2 separate regions of the Homo sapiens genome follow, and region 2 is linked to region 1. The links are chromatin contacts, found by Hi-C or POLR2A ChIA-PET in ENCODE. All regions are on one chromosome and are shown on one strand. The core of a region is the stretch at or near the end of the contact, and the rest is flanking DNA. Distances in the headings are between cores, read along the strand shown. Region 1 holds the start of LOC105376235 (a long non-coding RNA gene). Region 2 overlaps LOC105376235 (a long non-coding RNA gene).

Region 1 (7,670 bases), core at 3,544-6,043:
TTACTTCACAATCCCATAAACTCCAAAAAAATTACTATAGTATGCATTTGACAGATGACTCATTTGCCAATCTGTTTATTTCATGTATATTGAATTGATAAACTTGTCCCAAAAGATAGATTAAGAGGTAAAAGCCATGGTCTGTGTCCTAAAGGATACCATGTCCAGGCATGAAAAATGAAGCATGAGTATCAATTTCTGTGGCACCAGAGAGTGCTCACTGACACAGACAAGAGACACACAGTGCCCCAGAAACTCAGAGAGAAGAATGGCCACTTCTGGAGGTGGACAAGAGGAGGGAGATGGAATTTAGAAGGCTTCATGGGACAGGTAATCCTTGCACTGGGCCAGAACTGTGTATGCAATACTAATCTGTTATTAGTGAGGGAAAGAGGTGGGAGCCTAACCCACCCAGGTGAAAAGCATGGTTTTTACCAGCTCACTGTGCCCTCTTACTCTACTGAAGTCCTATGGTCCTAAGCATGTACCCTCTTGGGGCTATTCTTGAAAAAATAACAGTAACCAAATTTGCTGTGTGCCAGATATCATTTGAAGTGCTTAACATTTGCTAGCTCCTCACCACAAAGGTAAATGAAGTAGGTTGTCTCCATTTTTGTACGTGTGGAAAACATACTTGAGTTTAAATACAAGTGTTGGGCACTTGACCAACATCAAGAGCTAGTCAGTAGAGCAGCTGGGCTCCAATTCAGTTCTCTCCTACTCCTTAACCTACCTTCCTTAAACCCCGTGCTAACTACCTTCTTGGTCAGATGGTTTAATTGCTCCGTGGGGGAAAATGAGGGTTGGTAGAATCATCTAGGGAGATATCCCTTTGGAACTTACTCCCCCAGGGCTCCATAATTGTGCTTGTATGAAACAGAACTCCCAGTGCCTACCATCTGAGCTCATGATCAAAGGAGATTGCAGAAACTCACAAATGTCAAGTGCCCATTTATCCCAGATTGTACTGTGGTGCTTTAATCTACTCAGTCTGTTTACCCTCACAAGAAGCCTGTGGACAATGGATTATTTTCTTCATGTTGTAGATGAGAAATCTGTCTTGTAAAGTTTCAGAAGTTGCTTGATTTCCCACAGCCAGTCTCTACCAAGGCAGCATTTACAAGTAGGATATTTACCTCCAAAACCCATCTTATTTTAACTTTCTCCCTCTGTAGATTGCACAGTACCCTGTAGCATATGGCTTAATGATCACAGTGAAAAAGGAAAATTAAAAAAAAATAGAAAGGATAAGGAAAAGAAGATATAAAAGGAGAAAGAGGAGGAGGAGGGAAAGGATAATTAAAAAAAAGTAGTCAGAATGTACTTACATGCAAGCTACTTACATGCTTTAAAGGAGCCACAGTATTAAGTAATATTCACTAAGGTAGGACATTGACATAAATATTCAGGGGACATTTTCCGACCTGGATTTTGAATAAAAGAAAGACCAGAACGTAAGAGGGAGTAGGGTTTTAGTGCTCTGAGATGCCAGATTGGACACAGGAGGAAAATCTGCAAGACTAGCCTAGTGTAGCAATGGTGTTGGTTTTTACATAGCAATTTGCTGAAACATCTTCCACAGGATTACATGGCTCTCTTAACTTGAAAGTCCCTTTTATTTGTTTATTAAATTAACTGATAGACAAAAGGTTCAGTCTTTCACTATCAGCCTACGGAATTTATTAGTCAAATAACGATTGCCCTCACCTCAAGTTATGTTTTCATTGTATTTGTTCCATGTCTTCTGAGCTCTGGCTTCCTTGGAATGAGGCTTGCATTCTCGGCAAGATCCGTTAAATCTCTCTACTTTGCTGATAGCAAGCAGCCCAGAAACAAAACAAAAGCATTGAATCTATATTTCCCTGCCCCCTTTCTTTCTTCCTTTTCCTCTCTTCTCTAACCCCTCCCCTAGAGAACACCAGAGAAATAAAAAGTCGTAATTAAGAAAAGGACTAAGAATAAATTCCATGCATTTAACCCAAGTTCCATCTCTGAACCCAGGAGGATTGGTGCATAGCTGTGGTTGTGCTAGAGGAAGCGTGCTGGGAACTCATGCTGTGCTTTCAACACAAATACAGCTCATAAGGAATAGTTTATCACTTAAACCATCTCTTTAATTCTGCAGAGTAGAGGGAAGACCTCAAAAAAGGCTCAGATACAACCACCACGGCCACCAGGGTCTTTCACTTCTGGAATCCCTCTGGCATAAATAGCTCAGAGCAATTCACAAACATTTATTGACGAAACCCCATGACCCCTCCCCCAAGTGAATACTTTAATATCCCATTCTGCAGAGGGCAAAATGGTAACATGGAGAAGTTCAAGGCGCTTGGCTGCCTGCCATGCAGAGAAAACGAAGTCGTGGCTGGATTCTGAAAGAAAAGCATCGCCAGGTGCACAGTGGATTATTCAAGAAATGTGGTGAAAAGAGCACAGGGCTGTAAGTCAGACCTGGGCTCTCATCCCTGTGCTGTCGCTCACTTGCTGGGGAACAGTGGCCAAGTTACCTCCCTGCTCTGGCCTCAGTCTTCCCACATGTGTAATGGAAGGTTGAACTAGAAGACCTTAAAGCCCCTTCTACCTGTAAAAATGATGGAGTTATAAGTCCACCAAGCCAGAGGACTAGACAGGCTTTCATATCATGGCAAATCCTAAACCTTGCAACCCTCTTTTTGTTGGAGGGACTCCTCTATGCCTCTCCAAATTCAGCCTCTTAAAGCCTGGTTCTACTTCTCCTCTTCCAGGTGGTGTTCCCTGATTTGTTGCTGCCTATAAGAATTCTGTGGCCTTCAGAACACCTGATTGCTTACTTTTTCACATGGGAGGAGCTCAAACAGTATTACTAAATTAGAAGATTCTGTGTGGTTTAATCCTTAATTCAAATACCCTCATCTAACCAGTGGGACCTGGAGGGCAGAATTAGAAAAGTGTTTGTTAAACCTTAAATATCTTAATAGATCTTCAACCTTCAATATCTATTAATAGGTGCTTTTTTCCTAAATCCATCTGGATTTTAAAATCCTGATGATACATGCCCAGAGAGGTGGTTCTTAATGTGGAGGTCCAATTTAATGCACTGTAATTTAATTTAGCAATTAATTATTGATCATGTACTCTTTGCCAAAAACTAGAGTAGACTCTGGAGTTACAAAGATTTCTAAGATTCAGTTCTTTTCCCAAAGGCTATTCAGCTCCCTGAGAGAAGCAGGTAAGGAGAAAGGCAGCTGTAATACATTGAGATTATTTCAATAGCAGAAGCATCTACAAGACAAACAGGAGGTATGAGGCAAATAAAGAATAAAAAGGCCAATTACAGCTCAGATTTCGTTGAATTTGCTTTGCCTTAGACCCTAAAATAGTAAAGTTGTGACATGAAGATTTCAACTTTGATAAGATTTCATAAGACAAAGTTGGAAGATCCCAAGATTATTGTGTATGTATGTTGGGGGTCAGAGGGAAGAGGGGATGCTGCATGAGTGAAAAACTTAAACTAGATGTTCTTTTAAAGGAAATGCAGTTGGCATGAACACAGTTTCTAAACTAATGTATACCAAGGTATAGATTCACTGCAATTAAAAGTAGGTCATTTGAGACAATCCCATGGCGTCACATATAGGAATATTTCTTGTCCTTCCTGGCTTGATTTCCTTAAATGGAAAAGGGGTGGTTAGATGAGATAATCACAATAATCCCTTCCAGCTTTGGTGTTCTGTAGCTACATGGAACACAGACAGTGTCTTCTCTGTTGCCTCCCACAACATTTATTGCTGGGTTGGGCACTAGAATGGAAGACAGGAGGGAGGAAACAAGAAAAGTGGGGAGAGAGGGTTGTTTTCTCCCTCCAGGGACTCTGAATTTTGAAGTAAGGTGAAATTCAGAGGTATTCAGAAAAGAAGTAGCAGGATATGAGTTGTCATTATAAGTGTATTCCTTAGATGTAATAAAGGTTTTTATCTTGTGTAGTGACATTAGCCAGATACTTGTAATCAGAAAGCTTGGGTTCAAGTTCTGGCACTGTAATTAAATAGTTTGTAGATCCTTAGGAATCTACTTACTCCCTTGAGCCTTAATTTCTCCTCTGTAAAATGGAGTAAATAACACTGACTGTTAATTTAGATATATTAAATATTTGAGAGAGACATGCTTTGTAAACCACAAAAGGCTATATAGAGGTTGGTTATTATTGTTGTTATAAAGGGGTGTGATACTTTTCCAAAATGATGATTTTATAGACATTTGTGACAGGCAATAAGAGAAAGAAGTGGAAATCAGAGAGTAATCAGATCTACTAGAATACCCTGTTCTATCCTCACATGAGCTGTGAGCCGAGTCTGTATTCTGCGTCTCCTTTCACAGAGCAGTAAGCAGAAGCTATGGAGAGCTGGTGGGCTCTCACAAGCCCATTGAGCTATACACTCAGAGAAAAAGCCGCTAATAATTTCCATCTCACCCTGGAGCAGATACACACACAGTGTTGAGATTGCTCATGGCCATAGAAGAGCCTCAGCTGGTAAATTTATAGAAGGCTGGTCTGCATTTTTAAGCAAGATAACTAAGCCTCCAGAGTTCACCCTGAATTTAAAAAAAAAAATCTTTACAAGTATATGATTCTTACAAGCTGAGATTTATGTAGAGATTTTGGTTTGTTGATGTATAAAGTAAATTTTTAATTCACCGGGTAGATGCCAAAGCAAACCAAAGTTAGTATATCAGCACCATCTAGTGGGTGATTTCAGTCAATGCACACACTAGAGGAGAAAACGGTAGGCAAAGAAAGTGTGTACCCCCCAAAGCTTTGGGAAGGCTGCGGAGGAAATAGCACTTATCAGAGAGAACCTTAGGCTGGTCATGGGGGCCCACACCTGTAATTTCAGGGCTATGGAAGGCTAGTGCAGGAGGATAGCTCGAGGCCATGAATTTGATACCAGCCTGGGCAACATGGCAAGACTCCAGTCTCTACAAAAAATAAAAAATTAGCCATGTATGGTGGCATGTACCTGCATTGTAGCAGCTATTCTAGAGGCTAAGGCAAGAGGACCATTAGAGCCCAGGAATTCAAGGCTGTAGTGAGCTGTGATTGCGATACTTCACATTAGCTAAGGTGACAGAGTGAGACCCTATCTCAAAAACAAACAAACAAACAAAGGAAAGCAAAGGAAACCTTAGCCAGGAGCTCTAGTAGTCAGCATGGGTCAACAGGTCTTCTACTTCAGTTAAGGCATGATGAAACAATTAGACCACAGAAACAGTCCAGACACTGTCTAGTTTTAAATCTCTCAGTTTCTTGGCCTGTGAAATGGGGATAATAATTCCTGCTTTAGAGGGTTGATGATGAGATTATATTATAGTATTAATCAGGATGAATTTAGAAAAGTACCTTATGTGGAAAATAATAATCCTTGGTAGCTACTGACTTGATGCCTATCATCTGTCTCCTTTGGATATCAAGCAGCCATTAATACTTTAGGTTTCCAAATAAGAAACTGAGGTTGAATATGGGTCAGTGACAAGTCCAAGGTCACACAGCCAGTAGATGGCAGAGCTGGAATTAGACCACCAGTGTGATATGCCCCAAAGCACTAGTTGACTCCACTGTACCAGGTATTAGATGCACAAAGTTTGCTCTTTTTCTTCACCCTTCATTTTGTTTCTTAAGATGAACATTTGAATGCTACAATGTACCTAGCTTTGTGCATGCACACAAATAAGTATCATCAGATTCTTTGTACAGATGTAGAAGCTGAAACTCAGAAACACTAAATAATCTAACAAAAATTAACAATTACTGAGAGATCTGAGATTTGGGCTCTGACTTTCTGATTATTGCTATAGACTATTGCTTTAATCCATCCTCTACTGACTCATTTGCTCATCATTCATCTCTAATTATGAAGTATGTTTCTGTTTCTGTTTACATCCCAAGAGTTGCTGGTTTATTTAAATGGACATCTGCATTTATTAAGGTCCCTGGCTCATCTAATTGCGATCTGTTTTTCTGCCCATAGAGGAATGGAGGGTTATCTTTGGTGTATAAGATTGTTTCTCAGACTCCCATCAGCTCAAGAAGAGCGATGTGTCCCATGAGGGCAGAGGACAAGCTGGCTGAATGGAGAGAATGTCATCTCTGAGCCTAAGGAGGGGTTACCGCTCCAGTTAGTCTTAAAAGAGGTGACGGAAGAGCCTTATAAAAAGAATTACTGGGAGAGTTTCACAAAAATAAATAAAGGCCACTCATGTTTCCCAAGGCTATACTTTGTGTCTATAAAGACCCAGGGACACAGAGCCCAAATGTGGTTTGTTTGTTTGTTTATTATTTATTTATTAGATACAGGTTCTTGCTCTGTTGCCCAGACTAGAGTGCAGTGGCACAATCATAGCTCACTGCAACCTTTAACTTCTGGGTTCAAGCGATCCTCCCACTTCATCCTCCTTAGTAGCTAGGGCCACAGTTGTGCACCTCCATGCCTATTTTACTTTTTTGTAGAGATAACGTCTCCCTATTTTGCCCAGGCTGGTCTCAAACTCCTGATCTAAAGCAATCCTCCCACCTAGGCCTTCCTAAGTGCTAGGATTACAGATATAAACCACTGCACGCAGCCCCAAGTGTGGTTTGATCAAAGTCAGTGAAAGAGCTTGGCAGTAGCCAGGCTCCGTGACTACTAACTTCCTGTTAGAACTAGGTATTCTGTCCAAACCCTTGGAGTATGACACACAGGGATCAAATTACCCATGGCGTGAAGAAATTGCTCTGCCTGGCAGTTGCTTCCCTCTAGTGGTCACTTTGCCTACAAGCAAGAAGATGCTTGGATTTGAATCTTAGAATTGAAAATCCAACAGATAAAAATAGGATGCTGTTTTACCAAGAAAGTTGGGTGTGGACCTCCATACACTCTCAGAGGAGTATGATGGCAACAACAGCAACGACATAAAATACAGAGGTGTGCTTGTATTCTGGTCTTTGCAAAAGTGTGTTTTGTGAAATATGTTAGAGGAAAAAAATTAATTAAAATATTCTGGCCGGGTGCGGTGGCTCATGCCTGTAATCCCAGCTCTTTGGGAGGCCGAGGTGGGCGGATCACGAGGTCAGGAGATCGAGACCTTCCTGGCTAATACGGTGAAACCCCGTCTCTACTAAAAATACAAAAAATTAGCCGGGCGAGGTGGCTGCTGCCTGTAGTCCCAGCTACTCAGGAGGCTGAGGCAGGAGAATGGCGTGAACCCGGGAGGCGGAGCTTGCAGTGAGCGGAGATCGCGCCACTGCACTCCAGCCTGGGCGACAGGAGCGAGACTCCGTCTCAAAAAAAAAAAAAAAAAAAAAAAAAAAACTCTAATCTGGGATAGATGAACACACACATAATTTCTTTTTAAAAAATTGAGAAATGTCGATATGTGTTGTTCCTTTTTTCTGCCTCATTTCATGAATTCCCATTTTAAAAATGGGACAGTTGAGGTCCACAGGACAGTCACACAGTGGTTAAAAATGGGACAGTTGAGGTCCATAGGACAGTCACACAGTGTTCCAATGCTGTGCTTATGCAATGACAATGTCTTTTGGAAATATGTATCAAGACAGAACCTCTATTGGCCTGTGTGCCTGCCTGAACTATGCTGAACAGAGACCCATGCTAACTGATAACATACTGTAGTGTGAACAGAAAATAAATGTATGT
Region 2 (7,670 bases), core at 3,746-6,245, 79 kb before region 1:
AAACTCCCATATATATATAGAATACATATGTATATTGCATTACTTCTGTCCCTCTAGAGAACCCTGGCTAATATACATACTAATCCCCCTAAGCTTTTAAATTCCTTTCTCCACATTAAACCAAAGCAAGTACGTATTTCTGACTTGCTAATTATTGGTCACCTTTTGGTCCCTGTTTCAGCCAACCAACAAAACAAACTATTAGAACCCCTTTTAACTCCCTGAGCTGCAACATTGGTTAAGAATCACTGCTTAGTGAGCTTATATGAATAATTTAACTTGATCCAACTTTATGTTCCTTTCACCATTATCCCACACCATTAGTATCTGTTCCCACACATGTTCCCTGGATTTTTGTCTGTATAAATTAGAAAGCACAAAGTAGTTCTTTTGGAATATAGTGCACCTCCTTGTTTTACTCATGAGGATGTATACTTCACCTTTAGGCACCTTCTGGACTTTAGCTATAAGTCTAAAAGCAAAGAGGGATCATGGGGATGGGTCCTGAGGAGAACCATTAATCTTACAAGATAACTCTCTCAGGAGAAGCCATTAGAGTTTCTTCAGGCAATACATAGTAAATCCCCTCAAATGGGGATAGAAAAGATGCTTCCACTATGTCTGGAAAGTCTGCTTCCACTGGCAAAAATGATGCAGAATTTAGGGGCTCAATGTCTTAACCTTCATCAGGATCTTCCCACATATCTCCATTTCATCTTTCAGGAACCCCATTACTTCCTTTGCAATCAATGTCCACATTTTAACAGAAGGCAACCTGTGAGGTTGGCAGTTCAAACTTGTATTGTAATTCAGCCAGTTGCATGATAAAGATTTGGTTTTCCACAACCTCAGCCCTGAGCTACAGGAGATAGCAGTCTCCTTCAGGGCTCATATAGAAGCTATCAAGTCATTTACGTAGCACTTGAATTGGGACATTGAATCCTTGAGTTCATCTTTTTCTTTTCCTACTTAATTAAGCAACATTAGGAGCAACCAGCCAATCTCATTATACTTGTTAGTCAGACAGAAGTGTTTAAAAGTATCATATATAATCATGCAGATCCTTCCAAGATTCTTATATGCCATTGATCAGTAGTATGCAATGGTGAGATTTTGTGTATCTGTACTGTCAGACCATGCCACAGACCATCAGTACTTTTTCTACCACTGAAAATAGAATCATTAGCATATTTAAATCTAATCAGATTAGAGAGCAGATTTCATAAACCCCACAACCCATTCAGAAAACTCATCTTAAAATTCTGTTTCTCTTAAACAATAAACATAAGATGGCAGTCTAAAAATTGAAAAAAATTTGCAAACCATATATCTGACAAGGGGTTAATATACTGTATTTATGAAGAATTCATACAACTCAATAGTGGGAAAAACATAACCCAATTAAAATACAGACAAAAAACCTGAATAGACATTTCTCCAAAGAAGACTTAAAAATGGACAACAGGTATATAAAAAGGTGCTTAACATCATTAACCATCAAGAAAATACAAATCAAAACCACTATGGAATATCACCTCATACCCATTAAGAAGGCTATTGACAAAAAGTCAAAAGATAATAAATGTTAGAGACATTGTGAAGAAAAAGAACTCTCGTAATGCTGTCAGTGGAAATGTAGACTGGTGTCGCCAATGTGGAAAACAATATAGAAGTTTCTAAATAAACGAAAAATAGAATTCTCATATGACTCAGCAATATCTTTTCTGGGTATATACCCAAAGGAAATGAAATTACAATCTCATAAAGATATATGTACTCCCATGTTCATTGTATCATTATTCACAATAACTAAGATATAAAAACAACCTAAGTTCCTGTTGACTGGCAAATGGATAAAGAAACTGTACTACATGCATACAATGGACTGTTACTCAGCTTGAAATAATGAGAGCTTGCACTTTGCCACAACACGGTTGAGCTTGGAGAACATTATGCTAGGTGAAATAAACCAGACACAGAAAGAAATTTTTCACATTATCTCACTTATATGTGACATTTTAAAAAATTGTTTAAATATACAGAGACAGAGAACCAAACAGTGGTTACCAGGTGAGGTGGTGGGGGAAGAGGGAGGTGCAAGTCAAAGGATATGAAGAAGCAGATATGTAGGATGAACAAGTATACAGATCTAATGTGTAGGATGAGAACTATGGATAATAAAATTGTACTGCATATGGTATCAGGCTAAATGAATAGATTTTAGCTGCTCTTGCTACAAAAACAACAACCGAAAAAGAAAGGGCATTTTTTTTTTACTATCTATGCATATCCCATAACATCATGTTGTATGCCTTATAATAAATATGCACAGTAAGTATAAAAAAGAAAGAATATAATACATATATTGAGTTTATAGAAAGGGACTTCTAGAAGATTATTGAACCACTAGATGGAAGGGCCTTGGGTCCCTAAATGACTATCTGAAGCAGATCAGCATCACACTCCTCCCCCAGCATGCCACTGACTATGACATGTGAGATGAGTATGTCATGTCTTTTGGCTATGGCATTAGAAAGAGTAATAAACTGTTAAAATACATGTTTTTATTTTTTTATTTTTACTTTTTAAATTTATTTACCTGTCACCCAGGCTGGAGTACAGTGGTGTGATCTCGGCTCACTGCAACCTCTGCCTCCCAGGTTCAAGCAATTCTCCTGGCTCAACCTCCTGAGTAGCTGGGATTATAGGCACCCGCCACCATGTCTAGCTAATTTTTTGTATTTTTAGTAGAGATGGAGTTTTGCCATGTTGGCCAGGCTGGTCTTGAACTCCTGACCTCAGGTGATCCACCTGTCTCGGCCTCCCAAAGTGCTGGGATCCCCGGCCACAATATTGTTAATAGAAAACAAATATTCCTCTAGAACCACTCTCAGTGCCAAAATTTCTATTTGTCAGAATTCTCTAGAGAAGCAGAACCAATAATTATCATCTCTTGGTATCTGTTGGGGGTTGATTCTAGGACCCCTCCATCCTCGAGTATACCAAATCCCAGTAATGCTCAAGTCCCTTATATAAAATGGTGTGGTATCTGTATACAACCTACACATGTTCTCATGTATGCTTTAAATCATCTCTAAATTACTTATAATACCTAATGCAATGTAAATACTATGTAAATAGTTGTTATACTTTATTATTTAGGGAGTAATAAGAAAAGACAAAGTCAGTACATGTTCAGTGCAGATATTCTTTGTTTCAAATATTTTATCTGAAGTTGGTTGCCTCTATATACATACGGAGAGAGAGAGAGAGAGGAAAGAAAGGAAAGAAAGAAAGAAGGAGGGAAGGAAGGAAAGAAAGAGAAAGAAAGAAAGAAAGAAAAAGGAAGAAAGAAAGAAAGAAAGAAAGAGATATATTTATTATAAGGAATTGGCTCATGTGATTATGGGTACTTGAAAGTCCCAGGATCTACAGGGTGAGTCAGGAAGCTGGAGTGGAGACTGAGGAGAGCTGACGGTTTAGTTCCTGTCTGGACTGTCAGGCTTGAGACCTAAAAAGAGCAAATGTCCCAGTTCAAAGGTCATTAGGAAGAAAGACTTCTCTGTTACTTAGCCTTTTTGTTCTACTTGGACCTTCCATTGATTAGATGAGGCCCACCTACATTAGCAAGGGCAATCAATATTCTTTACTCAGCCTACCAATTTAAATGTAATCTCATTCCAAAACATCCTCACAGAAACAGAATAATGTTTGTGTAAATATTTGGGCACCATATGGCCCAGTCAAGTTGACACATAAAATTAACCATCATGGCACTACTAAATCTTGGAGAAGAAACTTCCACCATGGTGGAGCTAGGACTCTTTAAAGATGTAATATTTGAGCAAAAACTTGAATATTATGAAGGAATTGAAGGAATCATGAGATTCTTGGGTAAGAGCCTTTTCCTCAGTTACAGAGGGAAGACCAGAGCCAATGACCATGAGTCACAGCGGGTTACATGCTCTAGGAATAGGAAGGATGCTAAGATAGCTTGTGTGAGAATGAGTGTTGGAAGCAGTGATAATAAAGTTCATAGATATAGCCAGGTGTCAGATCATGCATGGCTTTGTAGGACATCAAAAGGCACATCGATTATATTCTATTTGTGACAAGTAAGGACTAGAAGAATTTGAGCCGGGAAAGGACATTCAGTGCTTTGAGAAAAAAACATAAGATTACGAGACAAGAATAAAAGTAGGAAGATCAATTGAGAGCCTGTTTGTATAATTCAGTTTCATTTTCTTGAAATTAGACTACAGAATGTATACTGGCGGGTTGCGGTAAGTGTCCCAATTTGAATGCTGCTCACTACATAGACAGCCCAACCTTTCATGTGTACCTTCCTTAAGAATTCTGGAGTAAAGTGTGGAAGCTGACATACATTAAGGTTATTGACCACCTCTGATCTCAGAGGGCAGATATTACTCTCAGGATTTCCTTTGCAGCATTAGAAGCTGCAGGCTCATTAGACTCCAAATATGTGAACCACCACCACATGTCAACTTTGATTTAAAGCAAAGGAGCTGGCATTGCTTGAAGGTGAGGTCACTGGAATCGGAGCCTTGATGAAGTTTCTCAGAAAGAAAACATTGTGCTGTGTTTGTGTCTCCCTCACATTCCTCTTTCCCCCTCGCCTCACTTCCCACCACATGTGGGTTGGCTGTTCCTAAGGCCCCAGGGATTGAAGGAAAGGCGTTGAGTTTGGAGCATATCAAAGAGTCTACACAAAACCAGGGAGAAGTCCCCCTCAACCTGGGCACAGTTTTCCAAGGAAAGATATTCTAATTTTGATGGGAGAAAGAGACTGGGAGAAGAAGCTACTTCAGCCTGTTACAGAAAACAACTCTTGGTGTGTGTTCATGGAATTCGCTACATAATAAGGAAGCTGATTCTCCAGCTGTGAGTCAGAGTCTGGCTGATGTAAAACGATGAAAGAAAAAGCCCCTAGAGGTTTACACACAGGCAAAATTTCCAGGATTGTGTCCCCATTAACAAAGGCTGGGACCAGGGAGTAAGGTTACCTGGGTTTCAAGATCAGTCCATTCACAGGGGTCATGCAAGACTGAGCTAGTTAATTTTCTCCTTTGGCTTCAGTGTCCTCTTCTGTAAAGTACGGGTAATAATGTTATTTCGTTTGCAGGGTTAATATGAGGAGGAGAAGACATAATGCATGGGAAAATGCTTTGTAAATTCCAAAGCTATTACCAGTATAAGTTTGTTTTACTTCATACCATTCAACTAATATTTATATTGAAAATCCCTTTGCTTCTATTCCTGTTCTAGGTCTGGAGATTGAACCACAGTCGAGTACCTAGTGGAGACAGAAAGTTAAAATCATGTTGTTTGTTTGTAAAAGTGGAAGTGTTGGTTGGGTGTGAACAGTTTGATTCCTTAGAAGTGAGTTGGAACTCACCTTAGAAGATAGTTATTCATTGTATATCCAAAATTCCTTTCTACTCCAGTCTTTGTCTCAGAAGATGCTATTATATGATACCCATCCAATTGCTCAAAACAAAAGCCTAGGAGTCTTTGTTGATTCTTTTATTTTTTTCTTTTTTTGAGACAGAGTCTTGCTCTCTTGCCCAGGTTGGAGTGCAGTGGCACGACCATGGCTCACTGCAGTCTCAAATTCCTGGGCCCAAGTGATCCTCCCACCTCAGTCTCCCAAGTAGCTAGGACCACAGGCATGCACCATCACCACACATGGCTAGCCCAGCCTTTTTTTTTTTTTTTTTTTTTTTTAGATAGAGGGGTCTCCCTCTGTTGCCCAGGTTGGACTCAAAGTCCTGCGCTCAAGCAATCTTACTGTCTCAGCTGCCCAAAGTATTGGGACTATAGGCATGAACCACTGTACCCTGCCAATTATTTTCTTTACTCCTTCCACATCCAGCCTATCAGAGAGTCCTATTTCCTCTGCCTGAAGAAAATATCTTGAAATCTCTCCTCCCCTGCCCATCTCTACTGCTGTCACTCTGATGCAAGGCCTTCTGTCACTGCTTACATGAAAGTTTCCAACTGCTTTCTCTGTCTCCAGTATTATCATCTATCCTACAGCAAACAGGTCTCTTAAAGATACCATACCATTTCTTCAAGAAGCTGAGGTAGGAGAATCACTTGAATCCCGGAGGCGGAGATTGCAGTGGTCGCACCACTGCACTCCAGCCTGGTGACATAGTGAGACTCCGTCTTAAAAAAAAAAAAAATGCCATACAATTTCCTGCTAACCCCTCTAACCGCCTAGATTTCAAACTCCTTAGCATGGCCACTCATGCCTTATGTCATCTGGCCTCTGTCTTCAAGCTAATTGCTCTCTCCAATGGTTTAGTCTACTATAAGTACACTGGCATTCTTGCTGTACTTCAAGAGAATGTTACTACTATCTTGGAGCATTTCACTGGCTGTTTCCTTTTCCTGAAAAGCTCTGATCCCAGATCATTGCCTCCTTCTCAGGTCTCAGCTCAAATGTCTTGACCTCAGAGAAGCTTCTGTCACCACCCAATATAACGACTGCCAGCCTAGTCACTTTCTGACTATGGTGCTTTTTGTTTCCTGTGCATTTATCATTATTTGCAATGATCTTGTTCAGTTGCTTACATCTTTGTTGTCCATGGTCACCTATCTCAGAAACTCTATGGGAACTGGCATCTTCTTTATCTATCTAGTTCAGTACTGTACCTGGCTGCCAATCTCACCATGATACACAGGAAACCTGGTCAGGTCCACAATCAATAGCTTCAGAGTGGATCCAAAGGCCCCTTTTATTTTTAGGAAAGCACTTTATAGTACCTTTTAGGGCTAAATCTAAAAATCTAACCCACCTAAATCCACCCTAGTTATGCAGGAATATCTAAGGTGAATGACAGGATCTAAGGTAAATTCTGCAGATTTAGAGAAGTTTTCTGTTCAGTGATATCAATTGGTTGTTTTTTGTGTTTTTAAAAAAACAACTCATACTTCAGAAAATTGCTTCCCTGGAAAACAATATTTTTCCTAAATTTGGATTTTGACTTGCCCAGGGCTATAAATCATAGGGTGTTCTTGTGGAGTTATCAGCAGCTGCATACAAAAGGAGAGTAGATGGAAAGGAATTGTCAGCAGGGGTTTGTTGATTGGATATGTTCATCATCTCACTCTGGTGAAAAGCTTGTTAAAAAAAGAAAAAAAGGAATGAACAGAACTCAGCATTGGAAAGAACACAGACTGAATACCCTTACTTGGTATTATTTACCAAAGCATAGACATGTACCAAACAAGGAAGAACACCTTGTATACTCTGGATCAAGGGGCCATAATAAGTGTAAGTGGGTAAGTGTAAGGTTAAGGTTAAGGTGAATAAGTGTAAGGTGAAGCAAATGTATATTCTCTGTCATCAATTACACAGGAAATTTTGTAATCCTGTTGCAGAAGATGAGGCCTGGGGCAAAATGGCTTTAGAAAGGGAGAACAAGGCCAGGCGCGGTGGCTCACACTTGTAATCCCAGCACTATGGGAGGCCAAGGTGGGTGGACCCCTTGAGGCCAGGAGTTCAAGACCAGACTGGTCAACATGGCAAAACCCCGTCTCTACTAAAAATACAAGAAAATTAGCTGGGCATGGTGGTGCATGCCTGTAATCCCAGCTATTTGGGAGGCCAAGGCAGGAGAATCGCTTGAACCTGGGAGGCAGAG

What was found. Hi-C counts contacts between places; a loop is a spot of excess contacts on that map. ChIA-PET counts read pairs that join two places held with the same protein, here RNA polymerase II (POLR2A). Pooled maps may share reads with other maps.
Region 2: a map of MCF 10A shows a loop between it and region 1 (11-fold over the local background). The contact joins two enhancer-like sites. A Hi-C loop is called at or near these places in 11 of 168 maps with a recorded cell type or tissue (Calu3, IMR-90, MCF 10A and 7 more), 1 of 37 single-sample maps with no recorded cell type and 3 of 50 pooled maps. POLR2A ChIA-PET finds 5 or more read pairs at or near these places in 7 of 52 experiments (A549, AG04449, AG04450 and 4 more).

What each region holds. Positions count from the first base shown.
Region 1 is chr9:115,590,783-115,598,452 of GRCh38, reverse strand. LOC105376235 (a long non-coding RNA gene) reads right to left here and starts at 1,770. Exons shown (of 7, transcript XR_930270.3): 1 at 1,708-1,770; 2 at 1,344-1,424. Within about 2 kb of position 4,793, at least 2 of the 41 ENCODE cell types and tissues checked have a DNase peak (open chromatin) inside an H3K27ac peak, as active enhancers do.
Region 2 is chr9:115,670,081-115,677,750 of GRCh38, reverse strand. LOC105376235 (a long non-coding RNA gene) reads right to left here. Exons shown (of 7, transcript XR_930270.3): 6 at 5,235-5,314; 7 at 4,923-5,106. Among named protein-coding and RNA genes, the nearest start is that of LINC00474, 250 kb to the left of the region's middle. RefSeq lists an enhancer at 4,471-5,670. Within about 2 kb of position 4,995, at least 10 of the 41 ENCODE cell types and tissues checked have a DNase peak (open chromatin) inside an H3K27ac peak, as active enhancers do.